Linked DNA regions of Homo sapiens: region 1 is linked to region 2. The links are chromatin contacts, found by Hi-C or POLR2A ChIA-PET in ENCODE. All regions are on one chromosome and are shown on one strand. The core of a region is the stretch at or near the end of the contact, and the rest is flanking DNA. Distances in the headings are between cores, read along the strand shown. Region 1 holds the start of ABCC1 (ATP binding cassette subfamily C member 1 (ABCC1 blood group)). Region 2 overlaps MYH11 (myosin heavy chain 11).

Region 1 (7,203 bases), core at 1-2,500, 160 kb after region 2:
TGGGGTTGTGAGGATTGCACAAGTTAATTTGTGTAAATTGCTAAGAACACAGCCTTAGGAAGCCTTGTCACTGTGAATGCATATTAATTTTTTTTATTATTATTTTTTGAGACAGAGTCTTGCTCTGTTGCCCAGGCTGGAGTGCAGTGGTGTGATCTAAGCTCATTTCAACCTCCGCCTCCCAGGTTCAAGTGATTCTCCTGTTTCAGCTTCTCAAGTAGCTGGGACTACAGGTGCCCGCCACCATGCCCGGCTAATTTTTGTGTTTTTAGTAGAGACAGGGTTTTGCTATGTTGGCTAGGCTGGTCTTGAACTCCTGACCTTATGTGATCGGCCCGCCTCGGCTTCCCAAAGTGCTTGATTACAAGCACGAGCCACCATGCCTGGCCTACGATTATCATGTCTCCAGGCTTCAGTTTCCTTACCTCTGAGGTGAGGATCAATAACCTGGTTATTTCTAAGTGATGCTTAAAGAGGTTGAGAAGAAGCAAAGGCGCTCTGCACACAGGTGAGGTCAACAGCTGTTAGTGATGGAGACTGGCGCCGTCTGGGTCATCAGTGCTCCGGAATCAGGCTGCTCACGGGTTTGAATCTCACTTCCACTTTCACTCCTTATTAACTGTGTGACCTCGGGCAAGTCACTTCGCCTTTCTGAACCTCAGTTTCCCCATCTGTAAAAGGTAGGTGAATAACAGTATTCACCTCCTTCTGTGTGACTCAGCTTTGGAGTCAGCGGACCGGGTTCAAATCCCAGCCCTGCAAGTGATTAGCCAGGTGACCCTGGGCAGAGGGAATCACTCAACCTCTCTGCACCTGGGTTTCTTCCTTCATGAACGTGGAGACTTTACAGGATGAAATGAGGGCACAGTTAAGGCGCCCGGTACACTCCAGGCAGGTAGGGGGCTCCGTTCACGTTATTTTCCCCTGGTGACGGATACTGTCCTTAAACAGCATTTGAAAAGTGGTCGCAGGGTGTGTGGCCCCAAAGATCCCAGGCGCTTCCGGAAGGCGAGCCAACGCTCCCCAGGCCCGTCCGCGAGCGGGTGGGCCTAAGCCTTGGAGGATCTGGGGTGGGGGTGGCGCGGGGTCCAGGCCCGGGGCGCCGAGAGGTGGCTGGTCCGGCTGCCCACGCCGAGACGCGCGAGGTGAGCGGGCGCCGGGGCGGGGCGGGGTGGGGCGGGGCCGCCGCATCCCCGTGACGCGCGGGCCAACCAGGCGGCGTTGCGGCCCCGGCCCCGGCTCCCTGCGCCGCCGCCGCCGCCGCCGCCAGCGCTAGCGCCAGCAGCCGGGCCCGATCACCCGCCGCCCGGTGCCCGCCGCCGCCCGCGCCAGCAACCGGGCCCGATCACCCGCCGCCCGGTGCCCGCCGCCGCCCGCGCCACCGGCATGGCGCTCCGGGGCTTCTGCAGCGCCGATGGCTCCGACCCGCTCTGGGTACGTGCCGGGGGCCGCGTGAGGCCGGCGGGACGGAGGGAGGCCGGCGGGGAGGGAAAGCACCGGGCCCGCAGCCGCCCGGGGCACCCCGCTCCCCGCTCTGCTGCCGGCCTCGGGGGCCCGGGACCCTCACGTCGCCCGCGGCCCAGCCCCTTTCGGGGGTGCAAGGCATGGGGGAAACTTGGGTGACTCAGTTCCTGCGGAGCAGAGCGTGGGGGGCCGCGTGCCCAGCCCTGGGGTTTTGGAGGGTCGGGTCGGGTCAGAGCCGCCGTGAGGAGGCCTTCCTGTTTTGGGGTTCCCGTCTGTAAAAACAACCTTCCAGGGAAGGGGACGCTAGAGATGGGGGGCGGGAAGAGGGGTGTCTCTCTGCTTCTGTTTTCCCATCTTTTTTGTGGTTAGGGTCCCCCCTTTTCACGAAAAATACTCCGTGACCAACGGGGTGAGCTGGGGAGGGGCTTAGATTGTAGAAAGGGACTTTCATTGTCTCCCCAAAGTTGTCGTACAAGCCACATTACTCTTCTGTGGTTACCTAGCTTTGTTTTTTTTGTTCTTTCTACTTAGATACTGCGGGGGAAGTTTGGGGGAACCAGGGAAGAAGGGGGATGTCCACCCTTGATGTGCCCTACCTGACCCTCGGCTCGGGGCAGACTTGGGGTGCAGCTGAGGACGCCCAGGACCCTGGTAGCTGTGGTCCTGCCCTCCCTTCCCTGCAACACGTGGAGCTCCTCTCTGGGGATGCCCCTTAGATTTAACCCCGGCAAGTTTTCTTCTGTAACGTGGCCTGCGGAGCCTGACTGGGTGTCTGGAGTCCACTTGCTGTGGTTTAAGCCCCAGTCTTTTGGGCTTCAGCTTCTCCGTAATGCGATTTGCCTCTTTGTTCCAGGAAGGCAGGCACTTCTGTCTCGTGCTGTCTTGATTGTTGGTGAACGCAGTAGGCAAATCTGGACACGACTGTTTCTCTCTCCTCTTTTGTTTAGGAATCAGGAGAAACAGCCTTGGTTCTTAGGAGCTGGTGATCAGCTTCCAAAAATACTTTCTTGTCCTGTTTTGCCGGCCTTTCCTCGAGGGTTGCATTTGGAGTGTTGAAAAGTCATCCTCCAGGGCCCCATTGGAGGGTTTGGTTTTGTTTGTTTGTTTTTTTTAGTAGGGTATCATTGTGTTTAATAACCTACCACACTTTGATATATCTCCCATTTTAAGCCAGTGGGGTTGGAGAGTAACCCCAGGGGTGGAAATAGAACACAGACTTTGCCTTGAGGGTCTGGGGGTGATTGGAGCCTCTTTGCAGATGGACTTTCTTTAGCAGGGGAAAACCTGTGGCTTCCTTGTTGCCAGGTGTAGTAACAGCAAGATTATTTTTTGCAAAGATTCACATGGTGATCTGGGTTTGTGTTGCTGTGAATTCCAGAATATTCTCTTGTTTATTTTCTTCTGAATTGAGGAGGGGGCAAAACAGGGTGAACATCCATGAGGTTTTGTATCAGGACGTATTTTATTGATGGCAATTGGTAGTTGATGGCTAATGAGTATGTTTGGGGTGCGCTTTGTTTATCTTAAGAAACTCATTCACGAAGTCCAGTTGTAATATTTTTTAAAATTTTTATTTTCTTTTTTCTTTTTATTTTTTCCTTCGTTAAGGACTTTCTGCCACAGAAATTGCCAGGTGGTTGGGTTTTGCTTGGGGGTAATTGTAGCTGATCTCTGCCTCTGGTAGGTACCCCATCCCCGTGTTTGACCTTGCGTATTTCTGCTGTCTGGATTCCAAGACTTGTTGGAGGTGCCTTGGAACCAGAATTTGAGAGGAGGCAACTGGGGCCTGAGTGGGAAAATTGAAATATAATTAACTGAAAGCTAGAAAGTAGGTAGTTGTTGCTTTTTTCTTTTCTTTTTTTTTTCTTTTTCTTTTTTGAGACAGAGTCTTGCTCTGTCACCCAGGCTGGAGTGCAGTGGCACGATCTCAGCTTACTGCAATCTCTGCCTCCCCGGCTCAAGTGGTCCTCCTAACTCAGCCTCCCAAGTACCTGGGACTATAGGCGTGTGCCACCACGCCCAGCTAATTTTTGTATTTTTTATAGAGACAGATTCGCACTATATTGCCCAGGCTGGTCTCCTACTCCTGGGCTCAAGCGATCCTCCTGCCTTGGCCTCCAAAAGTGTTGAGATTACAGGCATGGGCCTCTGTGCCCGGCTGTTTTTGTGTTTTTCAAGGTAGCGTGTCCGAGGCCAGGAGCGACTGGCCTCCCAGGCAGTCAGATAACTGTGTGACCTTGAGCAAGCCACTTTCCCTCTGTGTGCCTCACTTTCCTCATCTCTAAAATTGGACAGGAGCCAAAAATGTGGCAGCCTTCTTGGGTTGTTGCGAAGGGTCAATGAGTTAATCTTGTAAGTGGCTCAGCTTGTGCCCTGCACGGAGATAAACAATGGTTAGTATTAAATATTATTTTTTCCAAAGATGAAGTTGTGTGTTTTAAGCTCCTTGTTCTTCCTTTGGATTCCCCTTTTCTTCAGCTGGTGGAGATGGGATTGGGCTGTGAAAAGGCAGTGAGGCACCCGTGCCTGGCTCCTGTTGTGACCAAGGTCATGTGCTTAGAAGTCAAGGTCAGTGGGCCTCGGGTGACTCTGTCAGAGCTTTGTTTCTGGGCTACTGTCTGCCTCTGAGCCGCAGGAAATGTCCAGAAAACCCAGAAGATGGAAATGGCCCATGATAAGTGTTCTGTTGACCTTTACTCAGACAGATGCTCTGGGAAGAGAAAAGGAGAACTTTGCTATCAAAACGGAAAATAGGGCCTGAGGACAGGTCACAGCAGCCCTTGGCTTTCTTTTCTCATGGGGGTGGGACTGGTAGGAGGCGCTGCTTTGTGGTTGATATTGGCATGATGGTTGGAAAAATGGGCCTGGGACTTTTTGTGAGTTCATTAAAAAAAAAAAAAAAAAAAAAAAAAAAAGCAGGCCGGGTGCAGTGGCTCACGCCTGTAATCCCAGCACTTTGGGAGGCTGAGGCAGGCGGATTGCTTGAGGTCAGGAGTTCGAGACCAGCCTAGGCAACATGGATTGACCCCCGTCTCTACTAATAATACCAAAAAAAAAAAAAAAGCCTGGCATGGTGGTGTGGCACCTGTGGTCCCGGCTACTAGGGAGGCTGAGGCACTAGAATCACTTGAAGGCTGTGGGGGTGGAGGTTGCAATGAGCTGAGATCACGGTCACTGCACTCCAGTCTGGGCCACAGACTGAGACCCTGTCTCAAAAAAAAGAGGGCCGGGTGTAGTAGATCATGCCTGTAATCCCAGCACTTTGGGAGGCCAAGGCAGGCGGATCACCTGAGGTCAGGGGTTCAAGACCAGCCTGACCAACATGGCAAAACCCCATCCCTACTAAAAATACAAAAATTAGCTGGGCCTGGTGATTCACGCCTGTAATTCCAGCTACTTGGGAGGCTGAGGCAGGAGAATTGCTTGAACCTGGGAAGAGGTTGCAGTGAGCTGAGATCACATCACTGCACTCCAACCTGGGCGACAGAGAGACTGTCTCAAAAGAAAAAAAAAATTGTGCTTCAGGCCCTGTGTAGAAAAATTGGAAATTATGGAAAAGCAGAGGAAACAACTTGGTATTAAGCAGTATAGTGTGGTGGCTCAGAGCAAATTCGCCTCTGCTGCTGAGGCAGGTTACGTCATCTCTCCGTGCCTCAGTTTCCCTATGTGGGATAACGTAGTACCTAGTGAATAGCGGTGACTTGAGGAATAAGTGAGTTAATCCTTAGCAAGGACTTAAAATGTTGCTGCTTGGCACACAGCGCTCAGTAAAGATCAGTGGTCGTTGCCACCTGGAATTCTCCAGTTAATTTTTGCTGTTGCACCAACTGCCACTGGAGAAGACCAGAAGGAAGCTGCAGGTGTGTGTCACCGTCGATGGAGTGAGCTGGTCCCAGGGTTGATGTGCACCTCTGAGATGCTCTGTGGCATCCACCAACTCAGTAACCCCCTGAATATCTGACTTAGCCGCCAAGGAAGAATATCTTAGAAGCTATTAGGAATTCCTCTTGGGGCTAGGTCTGGGCCTTGGAGTCAGTCTGATCCCTGGTTTAATTCTTCCCCTTGGCTCAACAGCAGTGTACGACGAGCCAATTTTTCCCCTCCTCCAAGTGTGGCTTTGGTTTTCAAATCCATCCCTTAGCCTTCTCCTACTTCCTCTGTTTTCCCCTCCCCACCCTTTTTTTTTTTTTTTTTTTGAGATGGTGTCTTGCTGTGTCGCCCAGGCTAGGGTGCAGTGGTGTGATCTCGGTTCACTACAACCTCTGCCTGCTGCGTTCACATGATTCCCCTGCCTCAGGCTCCCGAGTAGCTGGGATTACAGGCGCACAGCCACCATGCCTGGCTAAGTTTTGTATTTTTACAAAACTTTACAAAACCCCCATAGAGACGGGGTTTCATCATGTTGGCCAGGCTGGTCTTGAACTCCTGACCTCAAGTGGTCAACCTGCCTCAGCCTCCCAAAGTGTTGGGGATTGCAAGCGTGAGCCACCGCGCTCAGCCTGTTTTCCCCCTTTTTGGCTGCCCCTCCTTCCAGACCCTTCCTCTCTCCCTTCCTTATGGAGTGTTAGAGTGGAAAGGGATGTCAGATCTTGGGGGGCCCTCCTCTCCACCCACCCCATTTCGTGGATGTGGACACTGAGGTCCAGGATGGTGACATGACAGGGTGCAAGGTGGCAAGGTGAATGGCTTTGGGAGGAGATGAGGGTGACCCGGGAGAGGCCTGGGCAGGAGTGGACTCAGGGGTTCCTGGTCCAAATGGGTTCGTGATTCAGGCCAATCAGGAGCGGATTCAGGGTTCCTTGGCCAAATGGAGCCACTGCAGCCACAGGGGCCCTGCAGAAGGCAGCTGCAGCCGGTCCCTTTGGCCAAGACTCTCCTGAAGGGTCGTGTTCTCTTTCTCCGAGGACAAGTTCCATTTGTGATAGCCTGGAGGGGGTGCCTCGCCTTTGGGACCTGGTGGTAGATGGGGGGGAAGAAAACCTTTTCTGTTTGTGGACACAACTTTTAGGAACTGATCTCTCTATGTGGGTGTCTCCCACTGACCATGTTCCTAAAGAACGTGAGCTTCCTCTTCCCATGTCAGTCTCCAGCTTTGACTTCTCTTTTTCTCCTCCCATTCCTATCACATCTGTCAGCAAATCGTGTTGCCCGTTGCCTCAAACGGGCTGCTTTTCATGGCTTCCCCGACTTCCACTCTGGCTCGAGTCATCGTTGGCCAGTTTCTGGATTTGAACAGTCACCTCAGTCCAGGCGCCGTGGCTCATGCCTGTAATCCTGGCACTTCGGGAGGCCAAGGCAGACGGATCATTTGAGGCCAGGAGTTTGAGACCAGTCTGGGCAGAATGGTGAAAACCTGTCTCAACTAAAAATACAAAAATTAGCCGAGCCTGGTGGTGGGCGCCTGTAATCCCAGCTACTTGGGAGGCTGAGGCAGGAGAATCGCTTGAGCCCAGTGGGGTTGGAGGTTGCAGTGAGCCGAGAGTTCGCCACTGCGCTCCAGCCTGGGTGACAGTGAGACTCTGTCTCAAAAAAAAAGAAAACAGCCACCTGTTCGCTGCTGTGCCTACTCTGCCCTTGACCCCTACAGTCTAGTCTTGGCCCAGCTGTCCCTCTTCTACTAAAACCCTGCAGTAGTTCCTTGAGGGTACAAGCCAAAGGGCTTACAGTGGCCTCGAAGGCTGGGCAGCATCTGTCCCCTTGGCCTCCCTGACCTCTTCTCTGGCTGCTTTCTGTCTCACT
Region 2 (7,340 bases), core at 2,235-4,734:
CCCAGGAGTGTGAGACCAGCTCAGCAACACAGAGAGACACTGCCTCTAGAAAAAGATTTAAAAATTAGCCAGGCATGGTGGCACATGCCTGTAGTCCCAGCTATTTGGGAAGTTGAGGCAGGAGGATCACTCGAGTCCAGGAGTTCAAGACCAGCCTGAGCAACACAGCACAACCCTGACTCTATAAAAAATAAGAAAAATTAACCAGGCTTGGTGGTGCATGCCTGTAGTCCCAGCTACTCAGGAGGCTGAGGTGGGAGGATGGCTTGAGCCCAGGAGTTTGAGGCCACAGTGAGCCATGATCACACCACTGCACTCCAGCCTGGGTGACAGAGCAAGACCTCATCTCTAAAAAAATAGAGTGAACAAGAAAACCTTAGTTTTCTTACATAGGTCCAAACAGGTTTATTTGGAATTATCTACTTTTTTTTTTTTTTTTTTTTGAGATGGAGTCTCACTCTGTCCCCAGGCTGGAGTACAGTGGCACAATTTCAGCTCACTGCAAGCTCCACCTCCCTGGTTCTCCTGCCTCAGCCTCCCAAGTAGCTGGGACTACAGGCACCCACCAGCACACTCGGCTAATTTTTTGTATTTTTAGTAGAGACGGGGTTTCACCATGTTAGCCAGGATGGTCTCGATCTCCTGACCTCGTGATCCGCCTGCAGACATCATTAGCATTGCTAGAAATGGAAAGACCAGGCACAAGGCAGCCTTCAAGAAAGGATGTAAGTGCCTCTGGAGTACCAGGACCTAAAGTTTAAGAAGCTCCCTTATGGAAAGAAAAATTTACCAAAAAACCGGTTATCCCATTGGTCACTGGGCAGATGCAAGCCCCTTTATCCTCTGAGGAATCCCACCCCATGTATCAGGAAGCTGGCTGATGATCTCAGCCAAGTATCTAAGAATAAACCCAGTTGAAGTAATTCACACTAAAGTGTAAATGACTGATATGTTTAGATCAGCACGACATGGTTTGTCGTATCAAAAAAGTATGTCCTCCTGGAATATGAAGGTAGATCTTTTTTTTTTTTTTTTTTACCAAGATGGCTTTCGTGCACTAGCTGCCTGTTTTGGCCACCAGAAATCATCACAATGGAACCGCTCCATCCAGATACTGCCTCTATGTTCCACCACTCCTAGTGAAAGATAAGGACAGTGCCTTGACCAAAACTTCACTTGTTTATCGTCTTCTTCTATTTTTCAGTTTACTTTTGTTTTTTGTGTTTCCTTTCTTTGCCTTATCTCTTTTATTTTCTGAGCTCACTTAATACTCTAAAATATAAGAGAGTTTTTTTTTTAAGTTGAAAAAAGAATTTGTTCACCCCGAGGTCAGCCCAAGGTTCTCTGTGCTGAACCAGTGCCACCAAAGCTAGTACAGTCTCTGCTCTTCTTCCTAATTAGGAAATAAAGAAATTAATTTTCTCTGCCAAAGGCCCATTAATAACTTGGCTCATGGCTTAAAAAAGAAATAGAAGAAAAGAAAAAAGAAAGAGAAAGAAAAAAAAAGTGCCCCAAATTGCTGTGCCTAATCCTACAGGTCCCACTGTCCAGAAATCAAGTGTCTGATGGCCAAGAATGATGAAACATCTTGCGGTGACTTTGTGTGGTCCCTTCCCTTCCTAGAGGCCTTCCTTCCCAATGGCCACATTATTTCACATGGCCTCAGAGGCAGTTTATGAAATGGGGACCATGAAGGCATTACCCCATTTCCCCAGAAGGGGAAACTAAGACCAGAATATATGTGTGTGTGTGTGTGTGTGTGTGTGTGTGTGTGTGTGTGTGTAAAAGAGGAGAACTGGCCAGGTGCAGCAGAGAACTGGCCACGTTTATAATAGCAGCTACTCAGGAGGCTGAGTTGGGAGGATGCCTTGAGGCCAGGAGTTTGAGAGAAGCCTGGGCAACATAGCAAGATCCCATCTCTTAAGACAGAGAAGAATTGGCGTTTGTCATTGGGGGGATATAGGGGGAAGGGTCCCTTTGCTAAATGCTCTACATGAATTATTTCCTTTATCCTCTTCCTGCTTCCATGTTATTATAGAAGGAAGAGTCTTGCCCAGAGTGGGTAAGCAATTTTCCCTAGGTCACACAGCAAAGAAGGGATACAGTCAGAATGGAAAGTCAGGTCTCTGATTCTAATGCAGTCAGAATTCCTTTTACTACATTTCACCAAGTTGTTCCATGACACAGGCCCAACCCTCTAGGGACTTGCTTTCTAAGGCCAGAAGAAGGGCAGGGGAAGGGGAATTGATATTTGTTGAAGGCCTGCACAGTACTAGGCTTTGGGCTCACAGATCTTTTCATTTACTCTACCCAGCAATCTAATGAGAGAGTTATTAATTATCCCCATCACCCATCCGGGGAAACTGAGGCAAAGAGAGGTTTGAAGTAAATTGCTCCAGCCCACAATTGCTCCTGCTTTCACACAGATAGGAAATGGAGGAGAAGCAGGATTTGAACGTAGGTCCACTTGACACCAGGGCCCATGTTCTGCCTCCTACCCTTTTATTTTAACAAATCAGCAAAGAGAAAAGACAGAGTGAAGTCCCAGCCCCACTCCACTGGAATTCTGCCATATATTCCAGGAGGCTTTACTTGCCCCAATCAATGAACCAAGCCACTCAGTCATTCACACCTAAGTATGAATTACTTCAATCAGGCTAACGTCAGAACCTTGCTTGACTTCATTCTAAAGTGAAGGGGTTGGATTCTGATTAAAGCAAGAGAAAGGAGAGAAATTTTTGGATGTAGGAAACCACTTGCGTAGGTGGTCATGAACCTATTCAGATCCAAGACAAGAATCAGGACAGCAGTGTGCACAAACAACATGTGTGGATCACACTCTTCATGCTGACAAACCAGTGCTCCTAGACTGCTGCTGCTCACTTCTCCTTTCCCACAATAGTTCCTTCCTTTCCACCCTGGCCTTGAACCTCTCTCACCTCCTCCCTTTTACAACAAAGACATCACCGGGTGTGGTGGCTCACGCCTGTCATCCCGGTACTTTGGGAGGCTGAGGCGGGTGGATCACTTGAGGTCAGGAGTTCAAGACCAGCCTGGCCAACATGGTGAAACCCTGTCTCTACTAAAAATACAAAAAGTAGCTGGGCATGGTGGTGGGTGCCTGTAGTCCCAGCTACTTGGGGAGCTGAGGCAGGAGAATCCCTTGAACCCAGGAGGCGGAGATTACAGTGAGCTGAGCTCGTGCCACTGCACTCCAGCCTGGGCAATAGAATGAGACTCCATCTCAAAAAACAAACAAACAAACAAACAAACAGACAGACAAAAAAAAAAACAAAGACATCAATGTGCCCTATCCGTGGCTATGGTCTCCCACTTTGCCTGGGATGGGGAGTGGGACATAAACTCTGGGCATCTACCCCTTCCCATGTTGCTGCTGGGCTCCACTGTTTCCAAGTTCTGTTGAGAAAAATAAATTGCCCTGGGAGGTTCTGCCAAAGAAAACATCCCAAGCTCCAGGCTCGTGGGCGTCTGAAGGTTGATGTGCTTAGAGCTGGTTCTAGAAACATTCATAGCTTGGCTTTTCTGACCCCTGACCTCTAGGGGTGAAGATGCCTTCCTGGTCTGAGCACCCTAAACTCCTTTCTTATTTCTTGGGGAATTTGGTACTGAGCTCCCTCTTCCCGGAGAAGGACCAGACTCATGACCACGTTATGGCCTCCTGGCCTTGTAACTACCCCAGTGCCAAGTCCTTTTAATCAGTCCAGCCCCAGCAGCTGGGAAGAACCACCCAATGGCCACTTAATCCCCCAGCCAGGCTGGCTTCATGAGTGTGACCTGTACCGTCTCACAGGGACCACCCTGTGCTTCATACTCTAATGTTGCCATCTGGAAATTCTTCCTAATTCTTTATAAACGCTCTGCATTTTTTTTCTTTTCTTTTTTTTTTTTTTTTTTTGAGACTGACTCTTGCTCTATTGCCCAGGCTGGAGTGCAGTGTGTGATGGCGGCTCACTGCAACCTCTACCTCCCAGGTTCAAGTGATTCTCCTGCCTCAACCTCCCAAGTAGCTGGAACTACAGGTGCCCGCCACTATGCCTGGGTAATTTTTATATTTTTAGTAGAGATGGGATTTCACCATGTTGGCGAGGCTGGCCTCGAACTCCTGACCTCATGTGATCTGCCCGCCTCAGCCTCCCAAAGTGCTGGGATTCCAGGTGTGAGTCACTGCACTCAGCCAGCATTTTCATTTTGCAAAATTCTACAAATTCTGCAGCTGGTCCTGGCTCCCAGGGTCGAATATTGCCAAGTCCATTGCAGCCTGTGGTTTGCCACTGGTAGGAAAGCCAAATTGTCTCTGATGAACCTCACAGCTATTCAGTCCCTGGTCTTTATGTGACTGGCAAAGCACCCTGGCATTTTGTACTGTACAACTCCTACACGTCCTGCAAAACCCCAGGCAGAAGCAACGCCTCTCTCCCCTATAGCATCAATTGGCAGAATAGCATAATGGGCTCCAGGACCAGGTTGCTCAAGTTCAAATCCCTCCTCTGCCAGTTACCTGGGTGACCTTAGGCAAGTCATTTAGCCTCTCCATACCTCAGTTTCTTTACCCCATTATAAAATGGGTATAATAAAAACACTTACCTTGTATGATTTTTTTTTTTTTTTTTTTGAGACAAGATCTCACTCTGTGGCCCAGGCTGGAGTGCAGTGATGCAATCATAGCTCACTGCAGCTGAGAATTCCTAGGCTCAAGTGATACTCCTGCCCCAATCTCCCAGGTAGCTGGGACTACAGGTGCACACCACCACAGCTGGCTGATTTTTAAATTTTCTGTAGAGACAGGGGTCTCGCTATGTTGCTCAAGCTGGTCTCGAACTCCTGGTCTCAAGTGATCTCTAGCCTCAGCCTCCCAAAGTGCTGGGACTACAGGCATGAGCCACCATGCCTGACCTTTTATATGATTCTTATGAGGATTAAATGAGTGAACATTTATATAAAATGCTTAGAACAATGCCTGGTATGCCAAAATGTTAGTTATTATTACTTTTGTTTTTTGAGACAGAGTTTTGCTTCTTGCTCAGGCCGGAGTGCAGTGGCACAATCTTGACTCACTGCAATCTCGAACTCCTGGGTTCAAGTGACCCTCCCACCTCAGCCTCCTGAGTAGCTGGGATGACAGGCATGTGCCACTACACCTAGCTAATTTTTTGATTTTGTGGGGTCTCGCTAAGTTGCCCAGGATAGTCTTGAACTCCAGGCCTCAGGCAATCCTCCTGCCTCGGCCCCCTAAAGTGTTGGGATTACAGGTGTGAGCCACTGTGCCCACCTATTATTACTTTTATAACCACTGCTTCCACAGAAGTTATATATTGTTTGTATAATGATTTTCAGCATTCATCCTATCATTACAATATAAATAATATTCACATTTTCCCACTGTTTAAGCTAGGAGTTAGCAAACTCTTTTTGTAAAAGGTCAGACAGTAAATATTTTAGACTTTGAGGGTCACGCATTCTTTGTCACATCTGCTCAGCTCTCCACTGCAGCACAAAAGCAAATACGTAAACAAGTGGGTGCGGCTGTGTTTCAATAAAACTTTATCTGGAACAGACAGACAAGGGCCTGATTTGACCCACTGGTTAAACTTTGTCCTTCCTTGGCTTGAGTCCCTTAGCACGTTCTCATCCATTTCATTTATTTATTTTATTGTTATATATATTTTTTGAGATGGGGTCTCACTGTGTCACCCAGGCTGAAGTGCAGTGGTGCAGTCTTGGCTCAGTGCCAACTTTCTGCCTCCCAGGCTCAGTGAACCGAGATCCTCCTGCCTCATCCTCCTAAGTAGCTGGGACTACAGGCACATGCCATCACGCTCAGCTAATTTTTGTTTTTGTAGAGAGGGGGTTTGGCCATGTTGGCCAGGCTGGTCTTGAACTCCTGAGCTCAAGCGATCAGCCTGCCTTGGCCTCCCGAAGTGCTAGGATTACAGGCATGAGCCACCATGCCCAGCCTGTCATCCATTTTAGACGAAAGTTTAAACTCCTCCCCAGGGCCTGGAAGCACCCCCTTACCTCTCTCTAATTTTATGTGAAACCACCCTCCTCCTCTTACTTTAGCCCCCTGATCACACAGCTCTATCTCCAGCCAGGCCCATGGCCTCTAATTAAACTGATTATACTGGATGGATTACATGCTAGACAAAATACAACTCAGGCCTAAAAATTACATTTATTCAGCTTTCAGTTTCCTTCCTTTCTTGTCTTCCTTCCCTTCCTTTCCTTCCTTCCTGTCTCTGGGTCTTGCTCTGTTGCCCAGGCTGAGGTGCAGTGGTGCCATCATAGCTCACTTAGCCTCTAACTCCCAAGCTCAAGTGATCCTCCCTCCCCAACCTCCTGAGTAGCTGGGACTACAGGCATGCACCATCCCACCTAGCTAATTTTTAAATTTTTTGTAGTAATGGGGTCTTACTGTGTTCCTCAGTTTGGTCTCAAACTTCTGGCTTCCAGCCACCCTCCCGCCTCGGCCTCTCAAGGCCCTGAGTTTCCAGGCATAAGCCACCACACCCAGCCAATTTTCAGTTTCTTTTCTTTTCTTTTTTTTTTTTTTTTTTTTTTGAGACAGAGTCTCGCTCTGTCACCCAGGCTGGAGTGCACTGGCGTGATCTCAGCTCACTGCAAGCTCCGCCCCCCAGGTTCACGCCATTCTCCTGCCTCAGCCTCCTGAATAGCTGGGACTACAGGCACCCGCCACCATGCCCGGCTAATTTTTTTGTATTTTTTTTAGTAGAGATGGGGTTTCACCGTGTTAGCCAGGATGGTCTCGAACTCCTGACCTCGTGATCCACCCGCCTCGGCCTCCCAAAGTGCTGGGATTACAGGCGTGAGCCACGGTGCGTGGCCAATTTTCAGTTTCTTTTCTTTTCTTTTTTTTTTTTTTTTGAGACAGAGTCTCGCTCTGTCACCCAGGCTGGAGTGCAGTGGTGCGATCTCTGCTAACTGCAAGCCCCGCCCCCCAGGTTCACACCATTCTCCTGCCTCAGCCTCCTGAATAGCTGGGACTACAGGCACCCGCCACCATGCCCAGCTAATTTTTTTGTATTTTTTTAGTAGAGATGGGGTTTCACCGTGTTAGCCAGGATGGTCTCGAACTCCTGACCTCGTGATCCGCCCGCCTCGGCCTCCCAAAGTGCTGGGATTACAGGCCTGAGCCACAGTGCGCGGCCAATTTTCAGTTTCTTAACTGCATAACCAAACAGTTGGCTCCAGCCTGGCTTCTCTTAAGCACCAACTACGCGTAAAAGCTCAGCCCTGCTGTCAACTTGTAGGTCCTTCAAGTCACTTTGGCTGAATTTCACAACAAGCAAAATAAAATTGAA

What was found. A loop is a pair of places that touch in the nucleus more often than their neighbours do. ChIA-PET counts read pairs that join two places held with the same protein, here RNA polymerase II (POLR2A). Pooled maps may share reads with other maps.
Region 1: a loop to region 2 is called in a pooled map, with 2.7 times the contacts of the local background. The contact joins the promoter of ABCC1 here to the enhancer-like site in region 2. A Hi-C loop is called at or near these places in 2 of 168 maps with a recorded cell type or tissue (IMR-90 and OCI-LY7), 1 of 37 single-sample maps with no recorded cell type and 2 of 50 pooled maps. POLR2A ChIA-PET finds 5 or more read pairs at or near these places in 3 of 52 experiments (K562, Panc1 and WTC11).

Annotation. Positions count from the first base shown.
Region 1 is chr16:15,948,366-15,955,568 of GRCh38, forward strand. ABCC1 (ATP binding cassette subfamily C member 1 (ABCC1 blood group)) reads left to right here and starts at 1,251. Exons shown (of 31, transcript NM_004996.4): 1 at 1,251-1,434. The coding sequence starts at 1,387. LOC107984869 (a long non-coding RNA gene) reads right to left here and starts at 806. Exons shown (of 3, transcript XR_001752339.2): 1 at 426-806.
Region 2 is chr16:15,787,059-15,794,398 of GRCh38, forward strand. The region is part of intron 4 of MYH11 (myosin heavy chain 11); the gene reads right to left. Among named protein-coding and RNA genes, the nearest start is that of MYH11, 66 kb to the right of the region's middle. Within about 2 kb of position 3,485, at least 2 of the 41 ENCODE cell types and tissues checked have a DNase peak (open chromatin) inside an H3K27ac peak, as active enhancers do.